Regions from separate parts of the Homo sapiens genome. Here region 1 is linked to region 2. A link is a loop called in an ENCODE intact Hi-C map of the cell type or tissue named here. Cell type or tissue: endothelial cell of umbilical vein. All regions are shown on one strand. Links, peaks and the distances in the headings refer to the core of each region. The heading gives the core; the rest is flanking DNA. Region 1 overlaps LOC105374211 (a long non-coding RNA gene). Region 2 has its middle 7.9 kb from the start of PHC3.

What was found. A loop is a pair of places that touch in the nucleus more often than their neighbours do. Peaks named below come from ENCODE experiments on the same cell type or tissue, not always from the same donor. Only the 100,000 strongest peaks of a DNase experiment are listed, where the experiment ranks them.
Region 1: it touches region 2 in a loop (4-fold over the local background); 6 of 110 quality-filtered maps call a loop at or near these places.

What each region holds. Positions count from the first base shown.
Region 1 is chr3:170,836,126-170,844,466 of GRCh38, reverse strand. LOC105374211 (a long non-coding RNA gene) reads right to left here. Exons shown (of 3, transcript XR_924701.2): 3 at 6,844-7,154. It also overlaps the pseudogene RNY5P3. Among named protein-coding and RNA genes, the nearest start is that of RPL22L1, 30 kb to the left of the region's middle. RefSeq lists a silencer at 4,601-4,801. In endothelial cell of umbilical vein, for the core only: no CTCF peak of the experiment used is centred there; a DNase peak (open chromatin) is centred at 3,926.
Region 2 is chr3:170,185,451-170,193,791 of GRCh38, reverse strand. No RefSeq gene overlaps it. Among named protein-coding and RNA genes, the nearest start is that of PHC3, 7.9 kb to the right of the region's middle. In endothelial cell of umbilical vein, for the core only: a CTCF peak has its summit at 4,490 (motif pointing left); a DNase peak (open chromatin) is centred at 4,461.

The DNA.
Region 1 (8,341 bases), core at 13-8,012, 650 kb before region 2:
TTCCTGTGGATAGTTTCCTAGGAACTTCCACCTCCAGTGCCTTTACAGCCCTTTTCATCTCCAAAGAGCACATGCCATTTTTCTTCTCACCATACCATACCTAGATTTTGCTTTGGCAACCCTTTCCTCTGTTCAAAGGTAAGAAAAAGGAATCTCTTTTTTGTTTTATGCAAGGAATGCAGAACACAACTAGGAGTATGAAGCAGGGAAGACATTGAGAGTTTATGTCAGGACTCATTTCACTAGTATTTCCCCATAACTGCAATTGGCCCCCATTTTTCCTTCACTCAGGTTCATTCATTGTTATCCTTCCAAATCCCATAGTTGTTCACAACTCAGGCAAGTCACGGTTCCCTCCTTTGATAAAGAATAATAATAACAATGTAGATCTCTCTCACTTTCTCTTTTTGCAGTTCTCAAGACCAAATTTTAAACTACAGAATCTTTACTAACTGTATTTCTACTTCCATGGCCCCACCACACAGTTTATCTGCTGCTGCATGCATCTTTATAAATGCTGGGGGTTAAGAATATTTCATTCTATGTTACTCTGCATAAATATCTGATGCCTGAAAATTGTTTTTTCAATGTGACTCTGATAGATGGGATAGATAAGCTGTCCTAATTTTTTTTTTGAAAGAGGCAACTTCCAAAGTTGGATTTTACATTGAGATATTCTCCTTCATTATTAAAACAAAAAGACAAACAAAACCAATTCTGTGGTTATTTCCTGTCTTGAATTATGGAAACCATCCCTGTTATCTATAGCTGTCTGAATTTTGGAAACCATCCCTGTATCTATAGCTATCTGAATTTTGATGTTTGGGCATTTTGCATACATTTATGTGAGGGTTAGACAGATGTCTTATGACTGTATGAGGAAATGACATGATATAATAGTTTAGAATGAAACTCTGAAGAGAACCTTGGCTTGTACTCTGGACATTCTTTAATGCAAACTTGGGGTGATGAAACCTATCACAAAGGCTTGTTGTGAGCACTTAATGTGAATGGAATAGAGGAAAATAACATTGTTATTCCTAACCCCCTTCACTTTTTAAAGAAGTTTAATTTGCTGATAACTGGGTGTATAATTATGCAGGCTGCAGGTGATAGACTGGAGGGAGGAAAAGGAATCAGTGGGGCTGGGGGCTCTATGAGGGTTGAAGGGGACAAGGAAAACCCCAGCTGGCAGCAAAGTTGGAGAGTCGGGGGAGGATAGTTAGCTCTGATGAGGATGTTTGAAACAATTTGATGAGGATATGTGATGTAAGACCTCTTCTGTGTTTCGTCTTTGAAATTTTTAATAAAGTCTATTTTTTAAAATCTCAAAATGCTGACAATGATTGTGTTTCTTATGTAAAAATGGTGTGGAGGCCTAAGTTCTTACTGGCATTAGGCTAAAACAGAGTCAGTTTGTAAAGAAGGAGTAACAGCTTCTATCTTCATTATAAATGAAAACAGTCCACTGCCTGGCAAATCAAGGAGGTCTAAAAATCTCTCTACATCCATTGTCTGAGAGAGAAGGAGGTATTTTGTAACAGGGAACAAGAGTGGACATTTATAGCATTTGAACAGTGTTACATTTGCAAAGGTCTGTGATACAGCATTTAGAGATTGAAGTAGCTGGCAATTAGCAACAAAGTTAAAGAAGACATTGTTTCTTAAAGTCTGAGATTTAGACAATTGGAGACAGAAATACTAAGGATTCAAGTACAATATAAAGAAATCAAGTGCTATCGTGAGGACTCAAGACTGCCATGTGATACGGTCCATTGTGCATACAGAGGTAGCTGTGGATGATACTGAACTAGGTTATGAGAGAATACAAAAATCTGGACAGGACCGGGGCTTCCATAGGAGTTTCTATAACCATTTATGGTGGATCATTCATCTGTATCCTAGAGTAAACAGTTTTGGGGGAATATAGTAGTGTTTGTAAACTATATAGTTGTTGTTTTGCTTTGGGGCTTGGCTCAAATGTTTATTAACTTTATCATAAATCATTTCTTAATGTGGGATCAGTTCTTAATCAAACTTTTTAACAAAATTCTTAGAAAATACATCTAGGTACCTAACTTAGATGGATACAGGATTACATTTATGGCTAAGTTTCTGAATCCCAGAACGTAGAGTAGGTAAGAAGCCATCCTCGTGAAAATCTGTCTCAAAACTCATCATTGTGCACTTCCATGTGTGTTTGATAGCCCAGGATTTTCTTTTCAATATCCTTCCTCCTAGTTATAAAAGTAATAAGCACTATAAAAATAAACACCATAAAAACAATACAAAATAGTTGGTCTGAGGGTGCTGGGTTATTGTTAAGCTGAGTAACATTGTCTCCTCCCACAACCATACTTGACTAGTTTTTTAAAAATATAAAATGGGAACGCCTAAAGAAGAAATTGAAAACCATACTTAATCTCACCATCTAGATATAAACATTTTACACCATAGAATATTTAACATTTGGGTTTTGGAAACTAAGTTGATGAGCTCTATAAGGACAACCCTGAAAATAAAAAATTGGTCCTTAGCCAAGATTGAGATATATGTACATATATATCCTTTAATTCTTGAAATTTACAGAGGAACCCTACAGTCTTTTATATTATTCCTTAGATACGCAGTGATTTCAGTATTTGGAATTGCAGAAATGAACATTTGATTTATTAAGATAATCTTTACTTGCTTGCCAAATTTGTTTAACTATCTAACAAGAAAAGTATTGACTACTCTAGGTGTTCCATCATAGCTGATTCATGTGTGTGATGAAACAGGTGAAGGTATCTATTCTCTCTCTTATTGTCATGAAATAAAAAGACATCTTTTCTCCTATTATTATACACCTTTTATGGCAAGTACACTGTTTATTATAGTTTTTCTTAACCTCTTTACATGTTTTCTTTATTCTGTGTGTTACTTTTCTGATTTAACTCTGAAAAATAAGATAGAAAAGAATGAAGAATGTAATTTTAAATAATTAGGACTTGATATATTGACACATCTCCTTCTTAAAAATTATTAAATTCTATGGGAAAATTCACGGAACACTAAGCCCATGAAGGAATCTGCATACATGTCTGCATTACAGTATTGGATATAATATTTTGGCAAGTTTGATTACAGAAAGACTTGCATAGGATGATAAAGTTTGGTAAGGGCAATGTTTTCTGGGGATGTGTTTAACCTCCCATAGTGGAGAGAAGGAAGTCTAGGGAAAATTCCCTAACTACTTTGATTAGTCTGTAAAATTTATCTAATTAGATGACTTCTTCTGAGCACATTTGACTTGCTAATTAGTTTTCACTTAGTTAAGCAAGAAAAAAACTGGTCACCATTAAAGAAATTCTCACCCCCTACTCACTTAAACTAGATCATCTTCATGGAGATGTTTAGAAATTAACTGAAATGTCATTAGCATATTCCATTTCTTAGTCAACCTAACAAGACAATTCCCTGATGTAAAAAATGTGCCACTTTATTCTGAGCTAAAAAAAAAAAATCTATCTTTGACCAGAGTTTTTCTCATATGAATATTTTAGAACCAAGTCTTATCATTTCTAACCACAATCATCTACCAAAGAGGGAAAATTATCTGCGATTTTGAAAACATTCTTGCTGCTGCTGTGTTGAAGAAAAATGCATCTTATTAAAGCATCTTCAGCTGGCATTTTTCATGAATTGATGGACATCTGTTCAGCTTGGGTATTGTGCAGCTCAAAACACATTTATTCTCTCAGCATTCTTAAGGGGCTCTGTGCACTCTTTGAATGCCAAAGATAACATCTAGATCAGCAATTTCTCATAAATCATTGGAACATGGAACATAAAACAAGAAGAAACCAGGAATTCAATAATAAATATGGCAAGGTGCACAAACAAGAGAATTGAAACCAGATGAAAAGAAGCCTTTCAGAACAGAAGGTCAAGAAACACGTTTCCCCTGCTCCCTCAGAATAATCCCTCTGATTGTGCTTCTATCCAGCCATCAGCTTACTGCTCTGAGTTGGTTTTGGGATATTTATGTGGTGAATTTAAGGTTTTAACATACAACTGAAAAATTAGTGTAGTTTATTTTAGTTTGCTCTAGGCTCCAGGCCATTACGCAATGAGGGGGTAAATAGTGTTTATTGTACTTTAAGGAGTACTGTGCCCACATGCCTTAACATAAATTCTGGATATGAGTACATAAATGTAGCTCAATGTATGACATACACACACACACACACACACACACACACACACACACACACACACACACGAAGTTACATAAAGCAATGTTCTTACCAAAAAGGGGTCCTGATCCAGACTCTAGAGGGTTCTTGGATTTCATGCAGGAAAGAATTTGGAGTGAGTCCATACAGTAAAGTAAAAGCAAGTTTATTAGGAAAGTAAAGGAATAAAAGACTGGCTATTCTATAGGAAGAGCAGCTCTAGGGGCTGCTGGTTGCCCATTTTTATGATTATTTCTTGATTATACGCTAAACAAGGGGTGTAGTATTCATGCCTCCCCTTTTTAGACCACATAGGGTAACTTCCTGATGTTGCCATGGCATTTGTAAACTGTCATGGTGCTGGTGGGAGTGTAGCAGTGAGGACAACTGGAGGTCACTCTCATTACCATCTTGGTTTTGGTGGGTTTTGGCCAGCTTCTTTACTGCACTCTGTTTCATCAGAAAGGTCTTTATGACCGGTATCTTGTGCTGACTGTCCATCTCATCCTGTGACTAAGTATGCCTTAACTTACTGGGAATGCAGCCCAGCAGGTGTTAGCCTTATTTCGCTCAGCCCCTATTCAAGATGGAGTTGCTCTGATTCAAATACCTCTGACAATGTAACTAGCTTTGTTTTTAAACAAAAATGTCAGAATTTGTCAGGAGCCATGTTAGAAAGATATACATATTCCAACAATATTGACATAACTAAATATATTATGGAAATATTGCTTTGAATCTTGAAAACTGAAGTCCATTTATTAAAATATCCTCTGTGGTGACAAATTGTCATCATTTTCAGTGAGGTTGAACTTCTGGAAACATAATCATTTGGTGACAAGTATGGTAAATAGTGTAGGTGAAATAATCTTGTTAAAAACAACGTGGAATACTTAATAATGAAAGTGGTTTTGAAAGCACTTCCAAGGACAAGTTACAAAAGATGGCCAATGTCTTCCCACACAGTTATTCAATATGTAAGCTGAATATTGGGATGTTTTTGGACTTTGTTTTGTCTGTAACAGCCTCGTTTTACTCTTTTATTTTTAATATTTTAGTTTAAAGTGCTTGAGGAGAGCACACTTATAAAATGAATCCTAAGCAATCATTTTAAACTAAAGAAATTATCATATGAATAAACAGTAGATCACTGCAAGTTCAGATTTATTAACACTTGCATGTTGTTTGTTGTTTTAAAAAATCTGAATGCTTTCATGGCATATTTTGTGATTATATCATCTTTAAGATACTAAGTTGATTCATTTTGGTCCTTTCCAGGTCTCCTTAAATTTAGTTTTTTACCCTTGATTTTAGTTATCCATATTAGGCTTATCAGAAATAAACCATTGCAACACAGGCAAAATCCCCTCACACCCACCTCCTCAGTCCCCCACTGAGGATAACTTCTTCCCATGCAGAGATACATTATCCCCCGCATTGGTCACTGTTCAAAAACCGAATTCTATTTTGTTACCTAGGTTTTTCACTACACAGGTAGGCATTATCACATGTGGACCTGGCTCTATAGCTAGAAAAGCAGGGTCAAAGATGCAGCCCTTCCACGTGCCAACTATTACTCAAGTTGCTCAACTGCTCTGTGCCTTAGTTTTCTTGTGGGCAAATTGGAAATTATTGTAGCTCCTAATTTATGGATTGTAAGTTTTAATGAGTTTAAAACACCACAAAGAGCTTCTGGTAAATGGTGAATCTCAATAAACATTTGCTATTATTAATATACTAAAATAAATATATAGACAGGGCATGGTGACTCACGCCTATAATCCCAGGAGGATTGCTTGAGGCTAAGAGTTCAAGATCAGCCTGGGCAACATAGAAAGACCCCCATCACTACAAAAAAAAAAAAAAATAGCTAGGTGTGGGCGTGGTGGTGCACTCCTGTAGTCCTAGCTACTTGGGAGGCTGAGGTGGGAGGATCACTTGAGCCCAGGAGTTCAAGGTTACAGTGAGTGATAATCATGCCACTACACTCCAGCCTGGGCAACACAGTGAGACCCTGTTTGTAAAAATTAAAAAAAAAAAAAGAAAAGAAATTAAATCAATAAAATAGATATACAGAGTAGCCTTTTAGCTGTATAATTATTCTTTTAATTTAGAAATGTATGGAGAACATTCTCCCATACCTGTAAACACATATTTTATAGCTGATAGTATTTCAGTTTATGGATACACAATAATTTACTACATTAACCCACTACATTGGATATTTAGATGTTTCTAAATTTTTGCTTTTGTAAATGATGTGACAACTTTGTTCATTATTGTTTCCTTAAAATAATTGCAGTTTATGGGCAATTTTATACTGTGGGTGTTTTTTGTGGGTTTTTTTTTTTTTTTTTTTTTTGGTAGAGATGAGGTCTCACTATGTAGCCCAGGCTGGTCTTGAACTCCTGGCCTCAACGATCCTCCCACTTCAGCCTCCCAAAATGCTGGGATTGCAGGTGTAAGCCACTGCATCTGGCCTCAGGTACATTTTTAATCATTTTGATTTTATTTTCCAAATCAGCCATTAGAACTGCATCAACGTACAGTCACATCTATAGAGACTATATTAATCTCTAGAGCTAATCATGTACATTTCAGTCTGTACATCAGCATAATTCCTCTCTACTGCTCTAATATATTAGCTGCCTCTATACATTTAACACAGACTTCTCACACAGAAAAACAGGTTTTTACTAGTTCAGTCACCCAAATTATCTATATTATTGCAAATGCCTGGTTCTTTCCCACTGCCTTTGTCTTTCTTCTTGATTCCATTTCCTGTCTCGTCTCTACTCCTTTCTCCTTACATCCTGTTGCATGTCTGTTTCTTCAGAAAGGTGCAAGCTCCCAATCTCAGGAATTTTCTTCTGACCTGCTATCACTAGAGTTCTTCAAAGCTTAGGGTCCCTACTGCACAAAGATCTGGTCTTCTTCCTTTAAGCCGGATGAAATAAAAGATGAATACTAAAGAAGGCTTACAATGAAAGCAGAGGCAGAAAACAATAAAAGAAGAGAAACCGGCCGGGCGCGGTGGCTCACGCCTGTAATCCCAGCACTTTGGGAGGCCAAGGCGGGCGGATCACGAGGTCAGGAGATCGAGACCATCCTGGCTAACATGGTGAAACCCCGTCTCTACTAAAAATACAAAAAAATTAGCCAGGCGTGGTAGCAGGTGCCTGTAGCCCCAGCTACTCGGGAGGCTGAGGCAGGAGAATGGCGTGAACCTGGGAGGCGGAGCTTGCAGAGAGCCGAGATCGCGCCACTGCACTCCAGCCTGGGCGAGAGCGAGACTCCGTCTCAAAAAAAAAAAAAAAAAAAAAAAAAAAAAAGAGAAACCTCTACTATGGGGGATGATTCTAAGGTAGGGCTCATGTACGTGGAAGTTCTTTATACATTGAAACAAAAACATTTAAGAGACATCCTCAGGTGTAGAAACAAGGCATAGAACAAAGTGTAGTGAATGTTGCCATTTGCATTAAAAAACAGAGTATAAGAATATGTGTGTGTTGCTGGTTTATCCATAGCACACATCTGACAGCATACCAAACACTCTGGTAGCTCTCATGGCCTCAGGAAAGCTGGGGGTGAAGAACAAGGATGTGAAAGGGTTCTTTTCATTCCCTATCCTTTCATACAGTTTGATTTTTTTTTTTTTTTTTTTTTTTTAAGACAGAGTCTCCCTCTGTCGCCAGGCTGGAGTGCAGTGGTGTGATCTCGACTCACTGCAACCTCCACCTCCCAGGTTCAAGCGATTCTCCTGCCCCAGCCTCCCGAATATCTGGGATGACAGGTGCGCACCACCATGCCTGGCTAATTTTTTTTTTTTTTCTTAAGTAGAGATGGGGTTTCATCATGTTGACCAGGCTGGTCTCAAACCCCTGACCTCAGGTGATCCACCTGCCTTGGCCTCCTAAACTGCTGCGATTACAGGCGTGAGCCAATGCACCCAGCCTGAGTTTTGAACTATATGAATGTATTGTCTGTTCAAATGTAGATAAGTAAAATATGTTAAAACTTCTCATTAGTGAATGCGTTGTATTACTCCTTAACTTACATAATGAAGCTTTTCTCTTTATAACCCACTCCCTGTCTTTATCCTAAATTGTCCTATTAGCATACAC
Region 2 (8,341 bases), core at 260-8,259:
TTGCTATTTACTTATTTATTTATTGAGACAGGGTCTGGCTTTATTGCTCAGGCAGGAGTAGAGTGGGATGATCACAGCTCACTGCAGCCTGAACCTACGACACACAAGTGATTGTCCCACTTCAGCCTCCTCATTAGCTGGGATTGCAGGCACACACCACCACACCAGGCTAATTTTTAAATTTTTTCATAGAGACAGGGTCTTGCTGTGTTGCCTAGGCTGGTCTTGAACTCCTGGGTTCAAGGGATCCTCCTGCCTCAGCCTCCCAAAGGGCTGAGATTGCAGGTGTGAACTGCCACACCTGGCTGTTGTTGCTTTAAAGTCTATCTTATCTGATAGAAGAATAGCTACTCCTGCTTGCTTTGGGTTTCCATTTGCATGGAATATCTTTATCCACTCCTTTACCTTGAGTTTATCTGAATCTTTATGTGTTATATAAGTCCCTTGAAGACAACAGATATTTGGTTTGCAATTTTTAGACCCATTCTGCCAATCTGTATCTTTTAAGTGAAGCATTTAGGCTGTTTACATTCAACATTAATATTGAGATTTGAGGCTGGGTATGGTGGTGGCTCACACCTATAATGCTAGCACTTTGGGAAGCTGAGGTGGAAGAATTACTTGAGCCCAGGAATTCCAGAGCAGCCTGGGCAACATGGCGAAACCCCATCTCTACAAAAAATACACACACACACACACACACACACACACACACACACAAACTTAACTGGGTGTGATGGTGCACACCTATAGTCCCAGCTACTCAGGAGGCTGAGGTGGGAAGCCCACTTGAGCCCAGGAGGTGGAGGTTACAGTGAGCCAAGATTGTACCACTGCACTCCAGCCCAGGTGACAGAGCAAGACCCTGTCCCCTCCCTGCAAAAAACAAAAAAACCCAAAAAGGCCATGCCTGCAATCCCAGCACTTTGGGAGGCTGAGGCGGGCAGATCACGAGGTCAAGAGATGGAGACCATCCTGGCCAACATGGGGAAACCCCGTCTCCACTAAAAATACAAAAATTAGCTGAGCATGGTGGCAGGCACCTGTAATCCAAGCTACTCGGGAGGCTGAGGCAGAAAATTGCTTGAACCAGGGAGTCAGAGGTTGCGGTAAGCCGAGATTGTGCCAATGTACTCTAGCCTGGCGCCAGAGTGAGACTCCATCTCAAAAAAAAAAAGAGAGATGTGAGGTACTGTTCCAGTCATCATGTTATTTGTTACCTAGATACTTTGTTTTATTCACTGTGTTATTGTTTTATATGCCCCATGAGTTTTATGCCATCAAGAGGTTCTACTCTAGTGCATATCAGCCTTTTGTTTCAGGATTTAGAACAGCTTTTAGCATTTCTTGTTGGGCTGGTCTGGTAGTGACAAGTTCCCTAAGCATTTGTTTGTCTGAAAATGATTTTATTTCTCCTTTATTTATGAAACTTAGTTTTGCTACATACAAAATCGTTGGCTAGGTTGGGCGTGGTGGCTCATGCCTGTAATCCTAGCACTTTGGGAGGCCAAGATGGGAGATGACTTGAGCTCAGGAGTTCAAGAGCAGCCTGGGCAGCATGGTGAAGCCCCATCTGTACAAAAAATACAAAAATTAGCCATGTGTGGTGGGATGCACTGAAGTGGGAGGGTCACCTGAGCCCAGGGAGGTTGAGGTTGCAGTGAGCCATGATCGTGCCATTCCACTCCAGCCTGGGCAAGAGAGTGAGACCCTGCCTTAAAAAAAAATTCTTAATGGGCCGGGCTTGGTGGCCCATGCCTGTAATCCCAGCACTTTGGGAGGCCGAGGTGGGTGGATCACAAGGTCAGGAGATCGAGAACATCCTGGCTAATACGGTGAAACCCCGTCTCTACTAAAAATACAAATATTAGCTGGGTGTGGTGGCGGGTGCCTGTAGTCCCAGTTACTGGGGAGGCTGAGGCAGGAGAATGGCGTGAACCCAGGAGGTGGAGCTTGCAGTGAGCCGAGATGGTGCCACTGCACTCCAGCCTGGGTGACAAAGCAAGACTCCCTCTCAAAAAAAAATTCTTGCTGGGCGTGGTGGCTCACGCCTGTAATCCCAACACTTTGGGAGGCTGAGGTGGGTGGATCATGAGGTCAGGAGTTCGAGACCAGTCTGGTCAACATAGTGAAATCCCGCCTCTACTAAAAATACAAAATTAGCAGGGCATGGTGGTGCATGCCTGTAATCCCAGCTACTTTTGAGGCTGAGGCAAGATAATCACATGAACCCAGGAGGCAGAGGTTGCAGTGAGCCGAGATCGTGCCACTGTACTCCAGCCTGGGCGACAGAGCGAGACTCTGTCTAAAATAATAATAATAATAATAATAATTCTTGGCTGACTGTTACTCAGTTTAAGGAGGCTGAAGATAGGATCCCAATCCCTTCTGGCTTGTAAGGTTTCTGCTGAGGCCCTTGAATAATTCTACAATTACAACAATAAGAGGTCTTTAGAATGCTTATTCTGGGCTGGGTGTAGGGGCTCATGTTTGTAATGCCAGCACTTTTGGAGGCCAAAAAACCGAGTTAACAAAAAAAAAGATTTGACATGACACTGATATAAAGCTTTATATTTTTAATATTTATTTACTTATTTTTGAGATAGTAGGGTCTTGCTCTTTCGTCCGGGCTTGAGTGCAATGGCACGATCATGGCTCCCTACAACCTTGAATTTCTGGGTTTGAATGATCCTCCCACCTCAGCCTTCTGAGTAGCTGGGACTACTGTGAGCCACCTCACCTGGCCAAAAATTTTTATTTTACTTATTTATTTTTGAGACAGAATCTCGCACTGTCATCCGGCTGGAGTGCAATGGCATGATCTTGGCTCACTGCAACCTTTGCCTCCCGGGTTCACGCGATTCTCCTGCCTCAGCCTCCTGAGTAGCTGGGATTACAGGCGCACACCACCACACCCGGCTAATTTTTTGTATTTTTAGTAGAGATGGGGTTTCACTCTGTTGGCCAGACTGGTCTCGAACTCCTGATCTCGTGATCCACCCGCCTCGACCTGCCAAAGTGCTGGGATTACAGGCATGAGCCACTGTGCCTGGCCAAAATTTTTATTTTAATACATTAGAAGTATACAAGCAAAAATCTATTCTCAGTTACAGAAGCCCAATATTTTAAAATATAGCATATGCAAATTAAAGAAATGTATAATGCTAACTTTCAAAACTAGGGATTGCCTCATAATTAAAGAATATGTCCTTTGGAAATAGGATAGAAGGATTATTTTGCTTTAGTTTAGCATAATAATATGTGGCAAAACAACAAAAAGTGAACAATAACAGCTACACTTATTGAGCATTTTTAATGTTCTATTTATATACATTATTTCATTTTTTGTTTAATTTCACAATAACTTTGTGGTAAATATTATTCTCATTTTTTAGATTAGCAAAGTGGGGATTAGAGAGGTTAAGGAGTTTCATTCATTCAATGCATAATTTTTGAGCGCTTAATGTTTTAAGAACTAGGAATATCACAGTGAGCAAAATGTGGAGCTTACAACCTGGAGGTTGGTGGGAATAGTAAATAAATAAACAAGTAAGTATGTACATAATGTCTGTTGCATTGAAGTGCTATGAAGAAAAGTTAGTGGGATAAGGGAAGAAAAGTGATGAGAGGGCCATATTAGGTTGGGTGGTCAAGGAGCGCTCTCTGAGGAGATGTCTGAACAGAGGTCTGGATGGAATAAGGAAGTGAGGTCAGTGTGAAAGGCATCCCTGGCTGGGGAAGTAGCAAGTGCTAAGGGGGGAAATAAGGAGGCCAGTGAGGCTGCAGCCAACAGAGCAAGGGAAAATCACTCAGGGCCATATTGGTGGGACAGGAAGCCACTGGGGGATTTGAGAGAACAGTGACACTCTGGTTTACATTTCTTCCTTAAGGTACTGTATGCAGAATAGACTGTAGAGGAACAAGAACAGAGGCCAGGTGACCTGTCAGAAGCCTATTGCTGTGGTCCAGGAAAAAATCTGTGTCTTGACTTAGGCTGATAATGGTGGAGGTGACAAGAAATGTCAGATTTGATACGTGTTTTGAGGAATTCATGCATGTTCACAGTGGTGTGGCCAGAGATGCGGTTATACTTTGAAGATGGAGCTGATAGGATTGTAAGAGGTCACAGAGCTGGTGCATGGTAGAGCCAGGATTCAAGTCTTAGTTTGTCTGATTCGAAAGCCCTGCTTTACAACAGTGCTTCTAAGCTGCCACAATGCTAAGCAGAAACTAAGCATAAAAGCAGAATGGAAATGAGAGTGTACAGCATCCTCAAGTGTTTATTGAGCATCTGCACACTTGTAGTGAGGCCTTGTGGCACTAAGCAAAAAATTCTGGAATGGGAGGATGGGAGGTCAGAGTTTAGATTCTGCTTTTGCCATGAATTCTTCCTCAGTATGGGTCACATCAATTCGAAAGTCCCTTCCAACTTTAATGCTCTGTTTCCACTCTTCAGCACCGAGGGAGATACAGCCAACTGTGTACAGTGCCACCCACTGGTATATAAGGGAAAGTAAGACTGGTAAGCATGTGATTTTTTTTTTTTTTTGAGACAGTTTTGCACTTGTTGCCCAAGCTGGAGTGCAATGGACCGATCTCGGCTCACTGCAACCTCTGCCCCCCAGGTTCAAGTGATTCTTCTGCCTCAGCCTCCCTAGTAATCCTAGTAGATGAGATTACAGGCACGCATCACCACGCCCGGCTAATTTTTTGTATTTTTAGTAGAGACAGGGTTTCACCATGTTGGCAAGGCTGGTCTCGAACTCCTGACCTCAGGTAATCTGCCCATGTCGGCCTCCCAAACTGCTGGGAATTACAGGAGTGAGCCACTGCGCCTCGCCAAGCATATGATTAACATAATGATCTATTGCAAAAGTAGGTGAGAGGTAGCAAGGCTAGGGAATATGTTTTCAGTTTCAATAAAATTTGCTTTATGGCCAGGTGCAGTGGCTCATGCCTGTAATCCCAGCACTTTGGGAGGCTGAGGCAGGCAGGCAGATCACCTGAGGTCAGGAGCTCAAGATCAGCCTGGCCAACATAGTGAAACCCTATCTCTACTGAAAGCACAAAAAATTAGCCAGGTGTGGTGGTGTGAGCCTGTAACCCTAGCTACTCGGGAGGCTGAGGCACAAGAATTGCCTGAATCCGGGAGGCAGAGGTTTCAGTGAGCCAAGATCACATCGCTGCACTCCAGCCTGTGTGACAGAGCGACACTCTGTCTCAAAAAAAAAAAAAAAAAAGAAAGAAAAAGGAAAAAAAATTGGTTTAGTAAAAGTATTTGGAGTCGGGCGTGGTGGCTCACGCCTGCAATTCCAGCATTGTGGGAGGCTGAGGCAGGTAGACGGCTTGAGGTCAGGAGTTTGAGACCAGCATGGCCAATATGGTGAAACCCCATCTCTACTACAAATACAAAAAAATAGCCAGGTGTGGTAGCATGCACCTGTAATCCCAGCTACTCGGGAGGCTGAGGCACAAGAATTGCTTGAACCTGGGAGGTGGAGCTTGCAGTGAGCCAAGGCCGAGATCCAGATTCGGCCACTGCACTCTAGCCTGGGTGACAGAGTGAGAATCTGTCCCCCCCCAAAAAAAGTATTTGATTTTAGAGTATTAAAGAGAAAGCAAGTCTATCTATATGCCATTCAAATTTACAGGCTATACTGAAATTTTGTCTTATTCAACCAAACATTCAAGTCTTCATTCTCTCAACAAGCATTTAAAACTGATTATTATGCATATTCAATCATAGTTATTGAGAAAATCTAGATGAAAGAGGACCTCGATAAAAAGTTAAAAAAAAAAAAGGTGCATGGTGGTCAGTGCCTGTAGTTCCAGCTGTTCAGGAGGCTGAAGCAGGAAGATCACTTGAGCCCCAGGAATTCAAGGCTACAATGAGCTATGTTCATACCTGTGAGAAGCCACTGCACTCCAGCCAGCCTGGGCAGCATAGCAAGATTGTCTCTAAAAAAAATTAAATGAAAAAAAGAAAAAGAGGACTTTTTAAGACTTTACATTAGACTTTTTTAGACTTTACAACAATCTTGTGAGGTATTATCATCCCCTTTTTTCTTTACATTATAAAATAAAACTTGGGCTGGGCATGGTGGCTCACGCCTGTAATCCCAGTACTTTGGGAGGCCAAGGTGGATGGATCACCTGAGGTCAGGAGTTCGAGACCAGACTGACTGACAAGGTGAAACCCCATCTCTACTAAAAATACAAAAATTAGCTGGGCATGGTGGCAGGCACCTGTAGTCCCAGCTTACTCGGGGGGCTGAGACAGGAGAATTGCTTGACCCCAGGAGGCAGAAGTTGCAGTAAGCTGAGATTGTGACACCACTCTAGCCTAAGCAACAGAGTGAGACTCTGTCTCAAAAAAAAAAAAACAAAAAACCACAAAAAACAGAAAAACCCCAAGAAACTTGAAGCAATTAAATTACTTGCTCAACGTGGCTCATTTGGTAAAGGAGTGAGCTCAGCGTTAAAATCTAAGTCTGTTGGACTTTTTGTCTCATCACATTAGATCCTATGAGAGCAATCGTGGTCCAACTGAGGCATCGACAGTATGTGTGCTCTATTAAGTACTCTGAAAGAACCCAGTGTAGGGTGGTCAATGATGTAGAATAGTCAGCAAACTTTTTCTGTAAAAGGCTGGATAGAGCCACATGCGGTGGCTTATGCCTGTAATCTTAGCACTTTGGGAGGCCAAGGTATGCAGATCACCTGAGGTCAGGAGTTTGAGTTCAAGACCAGCCTGGCCAACATGGTGAAGCCCCATCTCTACAAAAGATACAAAAGTTAGCCAGGTGTGGTGGCTCACACCTGTAGTCCCAGCTACTTGGGAAGCTGAGGCAGGAGAATCGCTTGAACCCAGCAGGCGGAGGTTGCGGTGAGCTGAGATCGTGCCACTGCACTCCAGCCTGGGCAACAGAGTGAGACTTGGTCTCAAAAAAAAAAAAAAAAAAAAAAGGCCTGGCACGGTGGTTCACGCCTGTAATCCCAGCACTTTGGGAGGCCGAGGCGGGTGGATCACAGTGTCGGGAGATCGAGACCATTCTGGCTAACACGGTGAAACCCCGTCTCTACTAAAAATACAGAAAAATTAGCCAGGCATGGTGGCAGGCATCTGTAGTCCCAGCTACTGGGGAGGCTGAGGCGGGAGAATGGTGTGAACCCTAGAGGCGGAGCATGCAGTGAGCCGAGATCGCGCCACTGCACTCCAGCCTGGGCGACGGAGCAAGACTCTGTCTCAAAAAAAAAAAAAAAAATGCTGGATAGTAAATATGTTACACTTTGCGGACAATCATGGTGTCTGTCACAGCTATTCAACTCTGCCCTTGTAGCATAAAAGCAGCCACAGATAATACATAAAGAAATTAGTGTGGCTGTGTTCTAATAATATTTTATTTATGGACACTGAAATACCTAAATTTCACATATCACAACATATGATTCTTTTGATTTTTTTTCAATTATTAGAAAATGTAAAAATCCATTCTTAGCTTGCAGGCCATACAAAAACAAGTTACAGTCTAGATTTAGTCTGTGGGCTGTTGTTTGGCAACCTCTGATCAAGAGACCAGACCAGTGCTGTCCAGTAGAACTATTTGTGATGATGGAAATGTTCTACATCTGTACTGTCCAATATGGTAGCCACTAGCCGTGTGTGCCTATTGAGCACCTGAAATGTGACTGTGCCACTAAGGAACTAAAAGTTCAATTTAGCCCTCCCTTTTCTTCCCCTAACCTTTATCATTTCTTTTTTTTTTTTTTCAGACGGAGTCTTGCTCTGTTGCCCAGGCTGGAGTGCAGTGGTGCGATCTCAGCTCACTGCAACCTCTGCCTCCCGGGTTCACGCCATTCTCCTGCCTCAGCCTCCCGAGTAGCTGGGACTACAGGCGCCCGCCACCACGCCCGGCTAATTTTTTGTATTTTTAGTAGAGACGGGGTTTCACCATGTTAGCCAGGATGGTCTCAATCTCCTGACCTCATGATCCGCCTGCCTCGGCCTCCCAAAGTGCTGGGATTACAGGCGTGAGCCACCGCGCCTGGCCCACCCTTATCATTTCTATAAGGATTAATGCACAGTTTCCCAACTGATCCTCTCCCCAGTTACACTTTCCCCCAGTCCATCCTTCACAAAGCTAGAGGGATTTTTCTAAAATAAAACAGGATCTTTGTACTTTTCCAAGGTCATGGTTCTTGCAAAACTTGAGAAAATCCATCCTGCTAGCATACCATATACATTTTTTTCCCCTAGGAAATGATAGAGGTAAAATACCTTCTGTTTGATCAGACAATTGACCGTAAGTTTCTTTTTTTTTTTGAGACGGAGTTTTGCTCG